2 separate regions of the Mus musculus genome follow, and region 2 is linked to region 1. The links are chromatin contacts, found by Hi-C in ENCODE. All regions are on one chromosome and are shown on one strand. Each heading gives the region's core, a stretch centred on a gene start or an enhancer-like site at or near the end of the contact. The rest is flanking DNA. Distances are from core to core; before and after follow the strand shown.

What was found. Hi-C counts contacts between places; a loop is a spot of excess contacts on that map.
Region 2: a map of left cerebral cortex shows a loop between it and region 1 (2.7-fold over the local background). The contact joins the enhancer-like site here to the promoter of BC048559 in region 1. A Hi-C loop is called at or near these places in 1 of 37 maps with a recorded cell type or tissue (left cerebral cortex).

What each region holds. Positions count from the first base shown.
Region 1 is chr10:41,745,061-41,750,942 of GRCm38, reverse strand. It overlaps BC048559 (cDNA sequence BC048559), which reads right to left and starts at 4,222. Exons shown (of 4, transcript NR_152819.1): 1 at 4,004-4,222. It overlaps Cep57l1 (centrosomal protein 57-like 1), which reads left to right. Exons shown (of 11, transcript NM_001243074.1): 3 at 5,022-5,172.
Region 2 is chr10:41,932,203-41,938,750 of GRCm38, reverse strand. The region is part of intron 12 of Armc2 (armadillo repeat containing 2); the gene reads left to right. Among named protein-coding and RNA genes, the nearest start is that of Gm33058, 23 kb to the left of the region's middle. Within about 2 kb of position 3,923, at least 3 of the 3 ENCODE cell types and tissues checked have a DNase peak (open chromatin) inside an H3K27ac peak, as active enhancers do; they include left cerebral cortex, where a contact is called at or near this core.

The DNA.
Region 1 (5,882 bases), core at 2,973-5,472:
TCCCATGGACTTAGAGTTCCAGGGGGTTGGGAGCCATCTGATGTTTAAGTGCTGGGAACAGAACTCAGATCTTTTGCAGTACAGCAAGTGCTCTTAAAAGCTGAGCCATCTCTCCAGCTCCTGCACAATTAACTTTTAAAAGAATGTAAGAGAGATATTATGATGCAAAAATTAATAAAATTTGCCCTAATGCTAACTAATCTGGACTTTAAGATGCAGACTTTATGAAGGAGGAATGTAGATGCAGCAAGGAATGGTGAGGAGGCACGGTGGCTGGGCTTGGAGTGACAGGAAGCCGGCCCCGTCATGGAGGTGCAGTGTTCAGAGTATTCTTGGGACCAGCCACCACAGAAGGGAGGGAGGGAGGGAGGGAAGCAAGCAAGCAAGCAGGAAATGTGAATTTCAGAGTGGAGTGAAGTGTCAGGAAAGATTTCACAGGTCCCCCTGGGTTCTGGAGCTGAGGCTGTCCTTCAGGTACGTTATGTTAACGTTATGCTCATGTTATGTTGGAGCAAGAGGGGCCTGATACAGAGTCCCCAGAGCAGACAAGGCAACAATGGAAACAAATGCCATAAATGCCAAGTTGTTTAAGTGAAAAATGTATAAGTCCATTTATGTAAAGTTTAAAATCCATGAATACCAATACAGTAAAGGTGTGTGCCAGTGTACTACAGTGTTCCTTTAGCTATATGTATTGTATACAATTTTACTTTTATGTGTATGGGTTTGCCTGTGTGTATGTCTGTACACCATGTGTGTACCTGGTATCCTCAGAGGCCAGACGAGGGAGTCAGAGCCCTGGAGCTGTGGTTACAGTTCCCTGTCATGTGGATTCCGGGACCTGAACCCAGGTCTCTGAAAAAGCAGTCAGTGCTCTTAACTGCTGAGCCATCTCTATAGCCCTGTAAGCACAAATTGTGTCTTATAAAATCAAATTCTAAGATACTAAGAAGAAACCTGTTGATTACTCTTGTTTTCTTTTTGTGGTAGGGTCTTGATGCATAGCCCGCACTGACTTAAAAGTCACAATGCTATTACAGAAGAACTAAGTTTAGTTCCTAGAACCCACATCAGGCCGCACACAGCCATCTGTGTATCTATCTCTATAGGTGCCATGCCTCCTTCTGGTCTCTGAAGGCACCCACAGATACATATATATACATACATACATACATACATACATATGAATAAAAATAAAAGAAATATTAAAAAATTTTTGACTCTTTTAGGTCTTTGGATTATGCCTTAATATTTCTGGTTTTCTTGGTTTTACTGTACATGTTTATGTACCTAAAGAGTGTAAACAGAGGGGCTGAAGTCTTGGCTCAGTGGTTAAGCCTGCTTGCTAGTGCTCTCGTGGACCACCTGGGTGCAGATCCCAGCACCCACCATTTGGATTCTGGTTGTAGGGGATCGCACACCATCTGGCCTCTGATGGCACTGCATCAAATGGCACACCCACGTGTATACATGCAGGAAAAGCTCTCCTGTCCATAGCATAAAAACAACCTCTAAAAGAATGTAAATACAAAAATACAAGTGGCACCATATGGATTGGGCTACTTGTAATTTTAGAAGTTTACTTTTCCAAAGTGTATGTATGTAGAGAGACAGAAATACATACCCCAGAGTTTGGGGGGCAGGGGAATGGGAGGGGAGAAAGAGAAACAGAGAGAGAGAGAGAGGGAGAGAGAGAGAGAACGAGAGCATGTGCATGCCCAGTTCGCCTCTAGCCTTAACTTGCTAGTTGAGGATGTCCTTAAGCTGCTGATCCTCCTGCCTCTGCCTCCCAAGTGCTAGGATTACAGGTGTGAGCCACCGTGCCCAGCAAGCTACATTAACTTTATAGAAGCCAGGGATGCTGAATAATTTCCTTATATGCTCACAAGTTGTCACAAATGGTTCTAGACATAATGGTTTCCCTAGTCTTAATACAAATGAGACCCACGTTGCCCCTACTTGCATATTTCTACAAAATTCACTAGGTTCCCTTGGTGCCTTTCACGGCTGGAGTCTATTGTGTGTTGTTCTCTTGTTCAATATTTTTAAAATACATATATGTGTGGGTATATGCAAATGAATGCAGGTATGTGAGGGGCCAGAGGTGTTGGATCCCTCTGGAGCAGGAGTTACAGGTAGTTGTTTATAGGGTGCCCATTGTGGGTGCTGGAAACAGAACTCTTATCCTCTTCAGGAGCAGTATTTTAATGGCTGAGCCATCTCCCTGGTGTCTAAGGTCCTTTTAGTGATGCTAGGTAGCTCTGCCCTTTGCCATACAAAATGCTTTTCCATTGTTTTCAGAAACTTCTCATAGAGATACTTGTGAATATGTCGCTTATAGGTGCATCTTCCCACTCTCCCTACCTCGCCTTGCTTCTCTTCCCTCACTCTTCCTCTTTCCTTAGGTCCCATGAACTAGAGAAGGTTAGAATGACCTGACTATATGCAGTTCAGAGCCACACCTTTCCCTAACCAAGTAGGGCTTTGGCTTTTAGGTGAGACTTTGTAGTTGTTTGTCTTCCACCAGAGAGTTTTCCTCCTAGGATTGCTCAGCTGTTTCTGTAAACAAACAGCTGCTAGGTATGTGTGCTTGATTACAGCACAGGAGCACGTTGTAAGCAAGAACCCACACTACAGTGGGAACTTGTCAACCAGAGCCTGTTGTGTTGTGCTGACAAAATACTGAGGTCATCAGTTTATCAGGAAAGATGGCTGGGCCTGATGGTGCTTGCCCGTAATTAACCTGACCTACATAACAGTTTTAGACCAGTCATTGCTACGTAGTGAGATGACTAGGGATTGGGGATGGGTGGTTGGGGGAGTGGGGTATCATGGCTCATGGTTTCTGTGTGGTTGGCTAGCTATCCCTAGCTAGCATTGAAAGATAGCATTGCATAGAAGTCACATTGCAGAGGAGGCCCGTTAGTAACAGCTGAAAACAGAAAGAGGACAGGCAGCTTGTCATCACCTTGGAAGTGGGCCCTAAAGCTCCCTTGTACTAGAGTCTTCCTCCTAAAGGAAGCCAGCCCTTAGCTTATGGGCCCTTTTGGGAAATTATGATCCAAACCATAGTAACTGGCTTTTCTCGTGTCCTCTTTTAAAGAAGTTATTTATTGGGGGGTGGGGGGGAGTATGTGTAGATGCTGGAGGATACCTTTATGGGTGGTTTTTCTCTCCATGTGCCTTCAATTGGATTCTGAGGATTAAATTCAGGTTTACGCAACAAGTATCACACCCCCACACCCCCAGCCATCTCACAGAGCTTTACTTTCATTCTACAGATAGTTTGTTGCTGTTTGTATCTACTTGACATGAATTACAAGCAAGTCTCATTATTGACAGTCTTCTGAGTAGTCATGATTTTTATCAACAATAAACCTATGCCAGTGTGTTTTGTTGCTTGTTGTTTGAGACAAGATTTCCTGTAACCCAAGTTGGCCCTGAACTCCGCAGGTAGCAGAGTGTGACCTTGAACTCTTTATTCTCCAGTATCACCCTTTCTAGTGTTGGGATTGGGATTCTAAAGGTATAGCATGGCCCTGGTTTTGTGGTGCTAGGGATCAAAGGCCCTGGTTTTGTGGTGCTAGGGATCAAACTCAGGCTTTGTATATAGTGGATAAGTGTTCTTTCCCCTGAACTTTTTTTTTGGACAGGGTTTCTCTGTCTAACCCTAGATGTCCTGGAACTCATTCTGTAGGCCAGGCTGGCCTCAAATTCTGCCTGTCTCTGCCTTCCAAGTGCCAGGATAAAATAAGTGTGCCACCGCTCCTAATCTTTAATTTTGTGCCAAAATCTGATTTGTGAAATATATTTTACTTGGGTCAGAGGAGTCTTCATTTTCCAAATTGTGTAGAAACTGACATAATTTTTTTTTCCTAGCCCATTAATGGAGGGCAAGCCAGGAACTTAGAAGGGAGCATTATACTGAATGACTCCAGTGTTTTGAGGAGAGTCTCACCTGCCTCCTTCTGTCTAAAGATACATATCAGTCTTCAGAACTTACATACTCTGGGGACTCTAGTAGACTCCACTTCATAGCGAGCCAGTGTGATGAGCCAGCCATGACTTAGTATCTTGCGTTGAGGGAATTAGCCCGCACACACAGGAGAGACAATGTCTGCCCAGCCATAGCCAAGAGGATGGAGACATGCTCAGTAGGTGGTAGCCAGTTACAGTCAGAGCAGAGCCTGGGTGTTTGCCAACCTGCCTCACTTAGGCAAATGAGGTTGTCATGGCGATAGCTGAGGTAGAAAATTCTAGAAGCTACAGTAGAAAATTCTAGAAGCATCTCCTTTGCCCTTCTTAGGAATACAATCATGGAGAGAAGCCAGATTTTGCCTTTTTAACCGGAAAGCCCTGAAGTCACAGAAAATAATGTAATGCAGAAATTAAAAAAAATATATATAGTATCTTTATAATGGCATTCTTCAGTTACGTTTATAAAAAGCTTTCTGGCTTAGAATTGTGCCAGTGGGAGTTACTTGTTAACAAATATTACCTCATTTCCTCCAGTGTGTCTGTGAGTTAATAACACCAGCTAGCATTCCGTGGTTCACAGCAGATGAGTAGAATGGAGGTTCACTAAGTGGAAGTGTGTTTATCAAGGATTAGATTTGGGAGTCTGACATATGCAGACTTTCCTTGGAAGCCCATCTGCCATGTCCAGTAGTACTATGAAAGACTAGAGTTAATGGCTCTGGTGAAAATCTGCATGGTCTCTGAGTATATACGTAAAATCCTAGACTCAAATTTTTGTGGTTAGGGTATATGTAACTTAGGAACCCCTGGGAAAACGGGTATTTATGTCACCTGCTCATTACTTGCTTACTTGCTTACACAACAAATAGCTGCTTTATTACTGCTGAGTTTAACCAGTTGACGTTGTAGTAATAGTTAAGTTTGTAAATGTACATCTGGGTAGTGTATTGCTAACAGCTATGTGCTGTGTCCATCAGTGTGTGAGGTATCTGTCCTTCAGATGGGATCAGTAACACCACACCCTGTCTTTCTGTTTCCCACAGACAATGGATTCTGAATTATCACAGAGTATGGTTGGGAGCTATCTTAACCCTCCAGAAAGAATGCATCTTCCATCATTCACGCAAAATGAAGCATTTCAGAATTGCCACCCTGGGACCCCTCCTAAAATGTTTAATAGTCCAAACAACCAAGGTAATGTTGTTAATATCAAACTTTACAGAAAGTCAGGAGCGGGGCATGGCATGGAAGTACCCTTCCTGTAGTTTTATAGAAAGTGCTGTGATTGTGTTTTGAGTAGTCACACAACTGTTAATCACGAGGCTACTGCTGTTCCCTGGGAGCTTACATATGTCACTCACCAGTCCTAAAAATAGTTGTTTCTTCAGCTATAAGCTACAGATTAGTGCAACAAGCTAATAAATATTATACAATTATAATAAAAGTGTCTTTGAAAACAGAAAACTACTCTTTTAGGGGTAAAAATTAAAGGCCAGAGGAGTGGTGCCACATGCCTTTCACCCCAGCACTCGAGACGTAGAGGCAGGTAGATCTTTATGAGTTTGAGGCAGCCTAGTCTACACAAATAGAGAAATCCTGCCTCAAACAAACAAAGAATAAAGTTTTACTACTATAGGTAAAGTGATAAACTACAGTTTTTGTTTAGGTTTTTCTTTTCTTTCAGGGTCTCACTCTATAGCCTCAGACACACTCCTTCCTCCCTGTCCAGGCAGGTGCCATGACACAGGCTGTGCACAAGAGAGCCCACTGTCTGGGCCGCCATACTCCAGGCTTTGCGCATCCTTCGTGCCCAGAGCTCTCTGTGCCCCATGACACTGCACTCTTTGGAGTTAGCTGACCTGGGAAGGTTTCCTAAGAAGGCATGCAGACCAGGCTGAAGATGA
Region 2 (6,548 bases), core at 2,674-5,173, 190 kb before region 1:
GTTCCAGAACACGCAGGGCTACACAGAGAAACTGTGTCTAAACCCTGTCTTGAAAAACAAAACAAAAGAGAAGACAGTTAATCTGGCCTACTCCAAATTTGTGAACGCATTAACTGGGAAAGGGTTTCTCTAAATTCTGAACTGTCTTCCTTACCTACAAGATGGTCCTTTGTGTGCTGTCTTTGTGTCCATGTATGTAAACCACTTATCACTTAACATTTATTGACCCAGAAAAATTTGAAACTATTATGCATATAAAAAATCATGTTGAGGAGCTGGAGAGCTGGCTCAGCGATTCAGAGCACTGACTGCTCCTGCAGAGACCCTGGCTCTGTCTCCAGCACTCCCATGGCAGCTCACGAACGTCTGTAACTCCAGTCCCAGGGTTGATGCCCTCTTCCAGCCTCTGCCGGCACCGGACACACAAGTGGTGCACAGATATGCATGCAGCCAAAACACCCATACACATAAAATAAAGATAATTTAAAAACTAGTATTGAATAAAATAAGGAGTGGACCACCAGCCTGGGTCTGGGGGAGTAACTCAGAGATCGGCACAGTGAAAGGTTCTGGGTTCAGTTCCTAGTGTCAGACCCTTCTTGTCTGTGTCTGGTTTGGGGTGCCCTGTCTACATGTCTGCCTCTAACTGGCACCTGGAGTGTATTCTCCGTGACACACACACATTTTCTAATCCTCTGAGAGAGGGCTGCCCTGAGTGCCCACTGTGTTCTCTCAGCAACACCAACATGGAGACGTGTCACCCTTCACACTGGGGACAACTTGGCTCATTGACAAGAGCCGTGTTAACGTGACATCACACTGCCATTTATAATTGTGTGTGTGTTTTAAATCAATCTATCATCTCTTTTTCTCTTTCTTTCTCTCTTTTTCCCTCCCTCCCTCTGTCCTTCTCTCCCTCTCCCTCTCTCTCTCTCTTTCTCCCTCCCTCCTTCCCTTTCCCCCCACTCTTTCTTTCTCTGTTGGTCACGTGGTCTTGCTATGAAACCTAGGCTATCATGGAACCCACCAGGCTGGCACTGACCAATACTATTCGTGCTGGGCTTACTAGTGTGAGCCTGTTGTGATTTTCAAGACTGTAGATTCTAAAATTGAAACATATACCTCTAGTCCTAGCTCTGAGGAAGCTGAGGCAGGGGGATCATGAGTTAGATGCTAGCCTGGGCTACATGAGACCCCCCCCCAAACAAAACAAAACAAAAAAAAAGCTTCATACTGACAAATGTCACCTATACCCTGCCCCCCCTCCACACACGCACACACAAAGTGATGTTATCAGGGGGCAGAGTGCTACACAGGAAGCTGTGGCCAGTTACTTCCACAGCACACTGAGGGGGAAATCCTGTACCGGACTCACTGCTGATGGGAGATGTGAAATATCTCTTCCCCATCTGCTGTTGTTTTTGTTAAAGGGGAAAAAGGAGAGAAATTACATGATCGAGTACCCAAAGCAAGCATCTGACCTATCGCTGCCCTTACAGCTGTTAAGTGTGACTGAGCATTTAGAGCAGGCTTTTCTGAGTGTGCTGAAAATGAACAAGGGGGTGGGTGGCCTTCACTTTTAATCTCTACACATCTTGCTGTGAGGATGACCCAGGAGGAATACGAATTTGTGTGTTTTTGTAAAGCCATACAATAAAAAGGACAACAGAGGTTTCTCAGTTTAATCCCAGGCTCCACACTGGAATGAATCTCTCGGGAAGCTTTGGGGATGCAGGTTGCTGGGCCTCACCCTGGCTGGTTCTGGCTGAGGTCTGGGGTGGGACCCGAGAGTCCGTCTCTAAGAAACTCCTGCCCGAGCTTGTGCTGAGCTGCAGCTGGGAGAACCTGTAACACAAATGAGGTGGTTCCCTAAGACGCGTCCTTCAGTGTGTATGAAGTGACTTTGAGATGAACCTCCAGGGGTCTCAAGTGCTAACTCAGGTCACCATGACGTAGGGTAAGCATGTTAAAGAAGGGAACAACTGACAAGACCAGCCAAGACCAGCTATGAGCTTCTCCAGTGAATGTTGGGCTGCCTCCTTGCTTTTGCTTGGGCAGCTGACAATTTTTGACCTGTTTGCTCTCTGTCTCTGTCTCTATCTCTGTGTCTGTGTTTGTGTCTCTGTCTCTCTCTGTGTCTCTGTCTCTGTGTCTCTGTCTTTCTGTCTCTCTGTCTCTCTGTCTCTGTCTCTCTGTCTCTCTGTCTCTCTCTCTCTCTCTCTCTCTCTCTGTGTGTGTGTGTGTGTGTGTGTGTAAGTGTGTGCCCGTGGAGGTGGAAGGGGGGTTGGTGTCACATTAAACATGTGCTCTCCCACTGAGCTCTCCCTAGCTACAGAGACAATTTCTCAGGGAAAACAAGATGTTATGTTACGTTGTGTTAGACTCTTCTCCCAATGTTCTCTGCCAGACTTTTGTCAAAACAAGTTGTCCTGGGACCAGCTGCCATCCTTGGCAGGCATGCAGCACCAATCAGAGTAGCCCATGAGGGAGGAATGAGGTGGGGCCCTTGGGACCTTCAGAAGGACCTGCCCGGGGGGAAATCTCATGGACCACAGTTAGCTAGCCAAGCCCCCAGCTCTTGATTTGTTGCATGAGACAAGCACATTAAATGTCATTAAAACGGTCCAATGTTCCTGTAGATTTTCCCTTTGAAAGAGCACAGATGTGTGTAAATGTGTGTTTAGCCACATCTGAACTTCGTAAGTTTGCAGCAGACATGTTTGAGAGTGGTGTGTTATTTCTGTTGACAACAAATCTTACTCCCAGCCCTGGGTGAAGTGAGCTGAGTTTGTATGTGGTATTTCTCTGGGGGTGTGGGCAGGGGTGGGGGTGGGGCTCTACAGAAGTTTTCAGAATAGACTTCCACAGGGGCAACAAGCGAGTTCTCAACTTATGTACAAGTGCTAAGACAATCTGTAGCTCAGGTCTCAATGGGCACAAAACTGAGACAGAAAACAGTTGCCATCAACTCCATTCAAAGCCACACTTTCCAGTTTAGGTAAGAATTCCTATCAAGATCCAATTAAATGGTAGATCTCATTTAAGCACTAGGCACATATTGTCTGCTTTATGGTGTAAATTGCATTTGGTACAAACCAAATGTGCAAACAGATGGGCTTAATAAGGGAGAAGGAGCAAGCTGTGGTGCTGAGGCAGGGCTAGCTTCTGAGGTGCCTCTGATGTCAGCACTACTACATTTAGAAGCCCATCACAGTATGTGTGGGTTTGAATTTTGGAAGAACATAAAGGGATTTTCCCCATCTCTTCTGTAAATATCTACTGGGCAAGAACTCTGGTAGAAAATGCCTGAAATAAGACTTATGTAAGGGGCAGCCTTTTACAAAGGTCACACGAAGTTCACAAAGAACAATCCTTATCTACATTAGCCGCCCCGTCACCACGGATCCTCCTCCGCCTCTCCAGCTCTCCCACTTTTGGACAGGGCAGATTTCTTTCTTTCTCCTTTTCTAAACAGAGCTACTAAATGCGGCGGGATGACAGGCAAAGCTTGGCAAGCAGGGTCCGGCATCACCAGACTGGCCCTTCTTGTGCTGTATTTTTAAAGTCAGCCTCTTGTTCTGCATAGTTCCACTCAGACCTGGAGGGTGAGCCACCCCTCCAGCCAGGCATGCAGCATGAGCTCTGATTTGGACAGCTCCGACATCCTGTTGCAGGAAGAGAGAGACCTGGAATGGCTGGAGATGGGGCGGCAAGCAGAGCGTCCCACCCTCCCCATGTTTCTAACTTGGGCCAGGCATTTAGCCGCGCAGAGATAACCCACCCTCCCTTCCTCACATCCTCTTAGCAACTGTGCTGGATTGGTTAGGAAGAGCCCTCCACCCCTTTCCCCTGGTGTCTTTGTGTGGCAACTTGCTTCCACTGGCTCTCTGCCTCCTCCCTGGCAGGAGTGTGCCCTTTGGCTGCCTTCCCAGCCTCTCTGCAGGCACATTCCCAGCGGTGCTGGGCGAGCGAGCAGGCAGGCGAGCAAGTGAGAGCATTTGGCTGAGTGAGCTCCTTGTTCAGCCTTGCCCTCGTTCTGCACCCCTGACCGGGCAGGCTCAGTGGGCCGAAGCTTGCTCATTCTTTCCAGCTCCCACTGTTTTTGTCCTTGTGGAACGGGCTCTTCCCCCACTCAGCTCAGAGCCCAAATGCCTTTATGTCTGTGCCTTAAAAAAGAACCCATCGCAGTAAAAGTCTAACTGTTGCCCTGGTGTTTTTGAGGGGGAGCCACATTCAGAGGTGTGGAGTGTGGGTACTCAGTGAATAATTGCTGATAGGGTGGCTGGGTTGGCAGTTGGATGGGTGGGTAGGTGGTCATCTCTGCCTTCAGAATGGTCTGCTTAGGTCTGCAGTTTTGAGTCTGTGGTCTCTCAGATTGGTCTGATTATATATATATATATATATATATATATATATATATATGAATGAATGAATATGTATTCTCTCAGGCTAACCGTCAACCCGCCGCCAGTGCTGATAGGATAGGTAAATCAGTATTTTCTCAGAAGTCTGCAGCCTGCCTTTGGTGACTTTTATTCTTTAGCCACCTGTAAACTCAAATGTTTAGGTTTTATTTAAGGGTGGAAAGTCGGATAAAGCAAACTGGAAATCCTAACTCAACTCTAAGATGCAGGCAGTTTTAGCCAGTTTAAAACAGGGTGTCTTGATTAATTTTCTGGTTAAGGGCATGGGGAGTGTTAAATTTTCAACCCCCTTTAACTTAATTCTTAAAGGTCCTTCTAAAATGTTTTCCTAGGCTGGATAGGAGTTGTCTCCTAAGTATGAGGAGTCTGTGGAACATAGTTTATTCCTTCTGTGACAGCTTGACATCAGTCCTTTGCCTGTGGTCAGCATCATGCACGGGGACTATTTTAGGGTGCCGTGTGAGAATCATGTGTCCACTCTGGCTGCCTGTGGGTGGTAAAGCACTATCAGTCACACGGGGCAGATGGCTGAGTTGGATGCTCCTTAGGGTGAGGGGACAGGCAGTGGATGCTTTTGAGCAGAGGAGATTGCTCTGCTCCTGAGATGAAGAGATTCCAAGTCTCCTCCTGCAGTGCACAGACCGGCCACCAGGGGCGCCTTTCACAAGAGAAGTGAGGCAACCAGTTTGAGAGGTTGGTGAAGGGTCAAAGATGCCCGGTGCAGGCCTTTAATCCCAGTACTCAGAAGGCAGAAACAGGCAGATCTCTGTGAGTTTGCAGCCATACAGGGCTATGTGGAGAGACCCTGTCTTAAACCCCCGCCCCCTGAAAAATGCCTCAAGTCTGTGGGACATTGGAGGTTGAGGGTAGTTGGGAATGAGGTATTGAAGTGCATTAGCATGCTCAGACAGGCCCTGAGTGCCCCTCACCGTGTCCTTCAGTCTCCAGAAGCCTCAGTTTCCGTACGTCAGGGTGGGGGTGGCAATCTCTTGTTGGCTTTAGGCCAATATCCCTCAGATGGAAGAAGGTAGCTCCCATAGTAGCTCCTGCTGTTGCTAATGCCCTGGAGCTGGTCACAGACCATTCTGTATAACAGTGTCCTCTTCTGTGTCCTTCCATAGTTAAAGCCATTTATTTACAACTTGTGGGGCCCATGATGTCTTAGCAAAGTGCATGTCTGTTAGGGCGTACCATGCTGCCAGGAGGAGGACATGGCTGGCTTCCTAGAGGAAGGTCGGCTTCTTACGGGAGTGTGCTGCTGGTCTGTGTTCTGGTTGGCTATAGCTGCTGATCATTCCATTTTCAGCAAAACTAGGAAGTCCGTATGAACTGGTTACTCTGCCTTCTCAGGGACGTTGAAAGCCTCTCCAGATCCCTTTTCATTTTGTTATTTCAAAACCATGTCATTGTGTGAGTGTGCACCGATGTGTTGGTTTAAAAAAATATTGTGAGAGTGGAGTGCTGTTCTCAGGGACTGGGGAAGAGTAAGAGACGGAGAGCCATGTGTTGAAGGAACTGCTTCTATGGTGAGATTGCGGGTCTGTGAACCTGGTCATTTGTCATTCGCGATGTATTTTGTTGGGTTTTTTGTTTTTGTTTTTTTTTTTGTTGTTGTTTTTCGAGATAAGGTTTCACTTGTAGCTTTGGCTGTCCTGGAACTCACTATGTAGAGCAGACTGGCCCCGAACTCTGAGATCCTCCTGCCTCTGTCTCCCAAGTGCTGGGATGAAAGGCGAGTGGCATTACACCTGACTTTCTTGTGATATTCTCTATAAGGGTTTATGGGATTTGTCTTGTTAGCTAAGAACTACTTTGTATACTTCAGGTGGGTTGGTCAGGGCAGCAGTAGATAACCTCTGTGCAGCTCTGGTTTGGTGGTGGGGGGAGACTCTTCAGGGCAGGAATGAGAGCGCAGGCCACTTAAAATGAGGCTATGGTCTCACAGAGACCCTTCCCTAGCTTCCAGTCTCAGGACTGTGGCTGAGCCACGCAAGCGCAGGTGCAGGAACAGCCTTCCACGAGACTGCTTCTGTTTTGGCCTATTTTGTGCTCCTGGCTCCCTGGAAAACATATTTTCAAGAGGTGGGAAGAAAAGACGCCACAGTCAAAGGACAGAAACAGTGA